Regions from separate parts of the Homo sapiens genome. Here region 2 is linked to region 1. A link is a contact called in ENCODE Hi-C data. All regions are on one chromosome and are shown on one strand. The core of a region is the stretch at or near the end of the contact, and the rest is flanking DNA. Distances in the headings are between cores, read along the strand shown. Region 1 overlaps LOC105377123 (a long non-coding RNA gene). Region 2 overlaps PRICKLE2 (prickle planar cell polarity protein 2).

What was found. A loop is a pair of places that touch in the nucleus more often than their neighbours do. Pooled maps may share reads with other maps.
Region 2: a loop to region 1 is called in a map of prostate gland, with 2.8 times the contacts of the local background. The contact joins two enhancer-like sites. A Hi-C loop is called at or near these places in 1 of 168 maps with a recorded cell type or tissue (prostate gland) and 1 of 50 pooled maps.

What each region holds. Positions count from the first base shown.
Region 1 is chr3:64,487,691-64,491,631 of GRCh38, forward strand. It overlaps LOC105377123 (a long non-coding RNA gene), which reads right to left. Exons shown (of 8, transcript XR_940913.3): 1 at 1,687-3,941; 2 at 1,282-1,448. Among named protein-coding and RNA genes, the nearest start is that of PRICKLE2-DT, 44 kb to the left of the region's middle. RefSeq lists enhancers at 1,023-1,966, 1,967-2,910. Within about 2 kb of position 2,126, at least 2 of the 41 ENCODE cell types and tissues checked have a DNase peak (open chromatin) inside an H3K27ac peak, as active enhancers do.
Region 2 is chr3:64,208,273-64,212,213 of GRCh38, forward strand. All of the region lies in intron 1 of PRICKLE2 (prickle planar cell polarity protein 2), which reads right to left. Among named protein-coding and RNA genes, the nearest start is that of PRICKLE2, 15 kb to the right of the region's middle. Within about 2 kb of position 2,224, at least 18 of the 41 ENCODE cell types and tissues checked have a DNase peak (open chromatin) inside an H3K27ac peak, as active enhancers do.

The DNA.
Region 1 (3,941 bases), core at 876-3,375:
AAGAGGTTAAACGTAAAATTTGCTCAAGTCCAGGCCTGGCTAAGAAAGGAAGATGTCTCTATCCACCATTTTGGTGTTGTTAACAAAGTCTACCTTGAAGTCAATTCTAGATATTTTAGAATTTCTCCAATTAAGCAAACATTTATCGAGCATCCAAAGGTTTGCATAGTCCTAGGGAGAGTCCTTTGGGATATCAAATAAAGGGATGAATGAATATGAGGTGAGGTCAGCTCTATTCTTTATCTGGTTGAGATTTTGAAGACACTAGTAATAAAAATTTGACACAATTATAATAATATCCAGGGCTGTATTCAACACTTGATATAAATTATCTCATTGAATCTTCCCAATAATTCTATGAGGTAAATACTATTATCACCCCCATTTTACAGAAGAGGAAACAAACCTAAAAAGATGAAATAGTTGTCCAAAATCTCAATTGCTCCAAAGAAGAGAAAAGAATGATTTTTAACTACACGACACTGCCTGTATTATGAAATTACAGTGCTGTCTGCACATAAAGACAGGGATAATTCAATTGGCTTTGGAAAATAGAAGGAAGTTTAGAGTTCTAAACAGTTATTGGGCTGGGCGAAGTGGCTCACGCCTGTAATCTCAACACTTTGAGAAGCCGAGGTGGGAGGACTGATTGAGGCCAGGAGTTCAAGACCAGCCTGGGCAACATAGTGAAACCCTATCTTTACAAAATTTTTTTTTTTTTAATTAGCCAGGCTTGGTGGCACATGCATGTAGTCCTAGCTACTTGTGTGGCTGAGGAGGGAGGATCCCTTGAGCCCAGGAGTGCAAGGCTGCAATAAGCTATGATTGTGCCACTGCAGTCCAGTCTGGGCAACAGAGCAAGACCCTGTCTCAAACAAAACAAAAAACAGTTAACTGAATCCAAGAACAGGTCGTAACTGGGGTTAAGAGTCCCCTGTGTAATTTAAAAAGTGACTTTGAAGCCAAGCAAGTTGTGTGACTCTAGAGGAGGAGACACTTTGTCTCCCTATTCTTCAGTTTCCTCTTCTGCAAAGTAAGGAAGCTGGCCTAGATGTACTTGAAGTTCCTTTCTTCCTCTGTAAAAGCAGCATGGCAAATGGAAAGGGCTGATATTTTCATAAGCCAGATTCAGGGAAACTCTTTCTGCCTATCTGAGCCTCCATTTTCCCATCTATGAAATGGGAATTAGGTCGGATTTGCTACTTTTTCTCTCCCTAGTGTCTAGCACAGGGAAAATAATAGGGGCTTAATAAACCTTGGTCACCCCATTAATGTCCCCACCTGATTGGAGATGGCAGCAATCCATTGCATGCACAGAAGGCAGAATTGCATGAGTAGAGGTCTGCCTCTGAGCTCTGAGCTGCTTCTGAGAGCACAGGGTGTCAACCTCCCTCCTGAGGCATCGTGGCCATTTTGGGAACAGCTGGCTCCTGGCCCAGAGAAATGGCCTGCAGTTGAGGAAGCAGAGTGTAACGTTTCACAAAGCCTCCCTTGCCACCTCTGCCCATACCCCACACCCTCTCCCTCATGCGCAGGGCAAACTCTGGCCCCAACGAATCTGGATTTCCAGCATTCACTCAGAATCCCCAACAGGCAAGTTCACGACTTTGGGGCACAGAGTTCAGAGAGAAAGAATATTAGATGTCCCCGCAGGCCTCCCCAGCAAGCCTTATTTCTTAGAATTACTTCAGGGATGCTCCCAGGAGCCTTGCCCGCCTGGCAGATATTGAATAAGGTAGAAGCCAGAGTGGATGAAAAGCAGTGTCTTGGAACGGTTGCCTGGTTACCGGTGACCTGGGTCACGTGGTCTCCTCCCTTCGGAGCGGCCCAGGGCGAGCCGGCAAGGAGCAGGAGTGCAGGGGAGGGGCATGAGTTCCCGGGGAAGGTGGGGAGGGGAGGAGAGGCGGTGAGAAGCAGCTCCTCTACACTGCGCTTTCCTTTCCCGACGGCCCGACTGCCCGCATGTCGGGCCAGGACAGGAGCACCAGGCCACCTGGGTGGGGAGCTTGGCTCTCTTGCTTCCCTGGTGGAGGACGTGGACAAGTTAACTCAGCCTATGGGCAGCTGTCTTTCCTCACCTGTAAAATGAGTCTAATAATAGTGCACACCTCACTCAGTTACGACAAGGCTGCAAACAAGAAAACAGGGAAAAGAGGCCCAGCACAGGGCCGGGAACGCACTAGACTGAACGTGAATACACCGGTGTTGTCCAGCGGTGCTGAGTGCTGGGGGCTGGTGGCCAGAGCAACAGAAGTCCTGAGTCAGGACAGCTACCTAATGTGACAGCCCAGGGCACATTGCAAACACAAGCCTTTTGTTCCACAGGCAGGAGAGAGGTACCCAAACATAAAGCCCCACCCCACTTCTGTGGCCCCTCTTGTGCTGTGTATTTGCTATTTAATGCTATGCTACCTTGGGCATGGAGCTACTGGAGAGGAGCACGGAGGCCCTCAAGGCACCCAGGAGCCTTCCCCTGCAGTGTGGCCCACCAGTGCCCATCTGCTGCCAGGTCCCCTACACTGAGGCAAGAGGACCCGGAGAAGGGAAGCCAGGCATCCTCCTTTCCCACAGGCCCTTCACCCCAATCCATGGTGGACAGGTACCCCCACATCTTGCAACCTCCATGTCAGAGGCTCTAGCATAGGGGAAAGGCTTGCCCTGCCAGTTTCCCCCCTTGAAGGCACCACGATGTCATCAACCTCTAGGGCAGGCATGGCTGCAGTCGTGTCCTACCCAAATGCTGTGGGATGTGCATGCTCAGCCTCCCGTGCCAGTGCCCTGCAGATAGCAGACTGGCAGCTGTTGGGGGGAAGAGAGAGAAGAAGGGATGTGAGGAGGAGATAGCAGGGGGTTGGGGAAGCTGGCACTGAGAACCCACCTGGTGAGGGAGGGGCCGGACTGCACTTGAACTGAGGCTGTTGGCCTGGGTGCCTGCTGTGTTATCTCACAGACTTCATTTACAAACTACACATTTACAGATAAGATATGAAGAATTTCAAGACACGACAGTAGAACATTAAATCCCTAGCACAGGCTTTTGTGTCACTGAGCTGGTTGCACACCAGCTGACCCTCTTCTGAGTTCTTGTTGTGGCTCTGTCACTAACTCTCCCTCTCTGGGCCTCGGTTTTCCTTTCTCTAAATGAGGGGGTAGGGCTAGATGGTTTCTAGACCCTCTTCCTGCTTTTATGTTTCATGATGTGTCCCACTAACATGCTGTGTGGACATGGGCAAGTCCCTTCCCTTCTCTAGGGATCAGTTTCCCTGTCTATAAATTGGGAATTTGGGAATCCTGAAGGGCCCTGCCAGGGTTACTGCTTAGAGAGATGCCTTTTCCCATCCTCTCCTGTGTTTGAGGGGACTTCTTTTCTTTTGCAGAAGGGAAGACAAAGTTGCCCAGCAGGTGCTGGGGTATGGGGCTGGATAGAACATTCCTTTTCTCCTTCTGCCCACACTGGTGAGTTTGGGGACTGTGGGGCAAGAAAGAAGGGAGGGAAAGCTCCTTAAGGAACAGAGAGGCAAAGAAGCATCATGTGAGAAGGTAAGCAAGCAGGCAGCCTTGGGAGATGCTTTCATTCAGTCATTCATTCAGCAACAGCGAAACAGCAAAAGAATGTAACACTCACCGTATTTGTGTAAGGGGCTTTAACCCATGCCCGCGTGTAGGCTAGGATAATTTTAGAGCACTGAGATAATACACAAAAACAGCAATCATGTAGTTTTAAAAGCCAACTCTGGGGTTATAGGGAAAGTATGTAAACAATCATGTTTTGTTAAAGATCCATATAGATAATACACAAAAACAGCAATTATGTAGTTTTAAAAAATAACTCTGGGGTTAAAGGGAAAGTATGTAAACAACTGTGTTTTGTTAAAGATTTACAGGAGCATTGTGACCTGACCAAGGACAAAGAAGTTCCCAAACTCCTCAGGCCCTCACTG
Region 2 (3,941 bases), core at 974-3,473, 280 kb before region 1:
GCTGAGATAATCCTGCCTTGAACAGGTCAGAGTTGTTAAAATTGAGCTATCACAAAAAGCACAAGCAACGCTCCTCAAGAACTGTATGGATCATGTGACCCCCACACAGGGCTTCAGCTCCTACCTTATACATCCCTCGCAAAAGGGGTAAGCGGAGAGTCAGAACGCCAGAAAGGAAGGAAGAAAATATATTCGTAGAGGCTGGCCTGAAATCAAATGGGAATGTTCCAAGAGGTAAAAATCTGCTCCAAAAGATCAAGGCCTCCAGGTGGCAGGTGTGACCTCCAGGCTCTGACTCCTGTTGCTCTAGCTCAACCTGTGCTTTGACTGAGGATGGCAGGTGAGGGGTGAACAGAGCAGCTATGTTCTACTGTTAACACAACTGCTCATACTTGTGAAGGTTTATAATATTCAATAATTTTCACTTAATTTATCTCATTTCTCTCTCAGCAGTCCTATAAAGTTGGCATTTTTATCCATTTCACAGATATAAAAATTTAGCTGATAAACTCATAAGTGACTTGACTGAAGTTAAGGACCTATGTCATCTGACTCTAAAACCAGTGCTTTCTCCTACCTTGTTTTAGGTACAGTGTCAAAATATTCCTTCTCTTATTCCATCCATATCCATCCATCTACCTGTCCATCCATCCACCCATCTATCCATCCATTCATATCCGAACATACATCCATATCTATCCATCCATCCACCCATCTATCTATTCATTCATATCCATACATACATCCCATAAATACATCCATATCTATCCATCCATCCACCTGTCTATCCATTCATTCATATCCTTAAATACATACATATCTATCCATCCATCCACCCATCTATTCATTCATATCCATACATACATACACATCTATCCACCTATCCACCCATCTATCGATCCATTCATATCCATACATACATCCCATAAATACATCCATATCTATCCATCCATTCACCCATCTATCCATTCATTCATACCCATAAATACAGCCATATCTATCCACCTATCCACCCATCTATCCATCCATTCATGTCCATACATACATCCATATTTATCTATCCATCCACCTATCTATCCATTCATTTATATCCGTACATACATCCATATCTACCCATCCATCCATCCACCCATCTATCCATTCATTCATATCCATAAATACATCCATATCTATCAATCCATCTACCCATCCATTCATATCCATACATACAACTATATCTATCCATCTATCCATCCATTCATATCTGTAAATACATCCACATCTATCCATCCATCCACCCATCTATCCATCCATTCATATCCATACATACATCCATACCTATCCATCCAGCCAACCAACCTACCAACCAACCAACTGCCCACCCACTCACCCACCAACATTGACTGAGCAGCTACTGTGTGTTAGGCACTGCACTAAGATGCTGGGCACACGACAGTCATTAAGACAGACAACATGCCTGCCTTCGTGGAGCTTTGAACCAAGTGAGGAAGACACTCAACAGTTAAGTAAACAAACAGATAAACCTGCCATTTACAGATTGTGATAAGTGTTATGACAGAAATAGGGAAATCAGAAAGAGAGGAACTGAGGATGGGTGAGGACGGGCCTCCCACTGAAGTGACATTTGAGTTGTGATGAGAAGACTATGAGGCAGATATGAGAAAAATCAGAGTACGAGTTTTCCCGGCAGAGAAGAAGTGAGCACACAGGTCCTGAGGTGGGGAAGAGCACTGTGTGAGTCATTCTCAGAAGGTGATATTGTGGCCTCCCTCCTCCTCCACCACTGTCTAGATTAATGACAGTGACCAAACTGGCTGGGCCACTGCCTGTCCCAAAGCCCAAGCACAGATGTGAAATTCAGGGGACGGTGCCATTTTAGTGGGTGTAGGAAACTTCGCGTCCTCCCTAACCCGTTTCTCCTTGGAATTTCTATATCCCTCTGTCTTGATACCCAGACGTCAGCATATCCTGTTATTTGCAGTCTTACTGGCTCCTTAACTCCCTGCCCCTAGCCACAATACTTTGTTTTTCCCCTTTTTTGGCAAACACTCAGTCTGAATGAGGGACCCAGGCATGAACCTTGACACTTGCCATGTCTGGGAGCAAGATTTCTATCTCTGTGAGAAAGGAAAAATGGTTTCCTAATAAACACAGAAGCTCAAGGGCGGAGACTGTGACGGGGCCAGCTGGGTATGAGGCTGGTGTGTGCTGAGTGCCAAGACCACACTGCCTGGTCCTATCCAACTCCCTCCCTTCCGGCTGGGCTCCAGCGGCTCTGGCCATCTGCACCAAGAAGTGCTTCTCTCTCCCAGGGGTTGCTGAAGTTGGTACAGGGTAATTTTCAGGGGCAGTTGTTTCCTCTTTTTAATATGCCAATTCATGCTTCAATGAAGAATTATATGCAGTGCCTTACTTTAGACTAATTTATCTTGTAACTTTTGAGCAGTGGAAATTCCTTCCCTTTTAAAAATAAGCCTCCTGGGTGACTTTGCTTGGAAACATATAATTTAAAGATCTCTTACTGTATTTTGATTTGCAGAAATGATGCCTCAGTCATTGAGGGGCAGTATCTTAGATTGGTTTTCCCCAGAATCAGACTCTTGGAAGGTATCTGAATCTTGTGGGAGAAGATCCCAAAAAGGCCTGACAGGGAACAGAAGAATGAAAGTGGGGAAGGGTAGGATGCCAATAGAGTGTAAGTTAATGAACAGGTAGCAGCTTTGAGCAACCAGAACTCATTTCAGCTGAGGACCTCTGGGAGACAGTACAGAACATTCCTCAGATACATTCCCCTTGAGAGTCAAGGAAGTAGGGGTACTTATCAACCAACTCTCAACAGCCATTGGTTGAAGACCACTCCTTGGTGCTCTTTGCCCTCTCCCACAGGCAAGACAAGCAGGCTCAACCAACAAGGTAGAGTTTCTACAGAAGCAGGAACCATGAGTCCAAAAGGCGGAACAGAGGCAATGCCGAAATACTTGTGGCAGTCAACTTCATTTATTAAACAATAATTCACTGAAAATTTACTGTGTACCATGCATTGTGGTAGGTGTTGCAAGGAGTTAAAAAAATAAAAAGGAGTTTCTATCTGACACAATGATACAGCCAGAAATAGCTAGACCATAAATTTCAAAGTGGAGAGTTCTTGTGAAAAAGATATTTAAAAGAATGTTCTTGTTCTGAAGAGAAAGATGCTGAAATGTATACAGATAAGGGATGATGTTTGCAATTTATTCTCAGATGGTTCAACAAAAATGATATGTGTATATGCCTGTGTGTGTGGAAAGAGAGAGGAACAGAGGGAGAGAATAAGCAGCACAAATGTGGCAAAATATTAACAGAAAAATCTAGAAGGGTGTTTGGGAGTTTGTTATACTATTCTTGTAACTTTGATCTAACCTTGCAATTTTACAAAATAAAAAGTTTTAAAACAAAGAAAGTGGTTGGTACTGCGACTCTTTTGTTAGGCCATCATTAATGTGTTAGCCACTGTGCTACAGAAGGTTCCTGGTTAACAACAGATCAGGGAAGGCCTGCTTGAGGAAGCTGGACCCAAAGGTTACTGAGTAGGAGAGGTTTCTAGGAAAAAAGATAATGAAAAAGTAGTCCTAACAGGTGAATAAAGTCATGGCAGGGGGAGAGAACATGCTGTCACTGAGATGTTGACAGGAGTCTAGGATGGTAACAAGATGGCAGCTGGGAAGGAGTTTTGGCTTTATTTTAAAAGCGTTCACAAGCCAGTGAGGAATCTGCCTACCAAGCACATAGAGAGCTAATTCAACTTCGTGATGAGTAGACGGAGTGAGCCCTCAAAGGAGAAGAGCTTGGCCACTGATGGTGTCTCCATGGCAACACTACTACCTGCATCCCCACATCACTGTATCCCTGTGCAAGGCTGTGGGGTATCTAGAAAAGCTCCGATTTCCTCAGCTGCCTGTCAG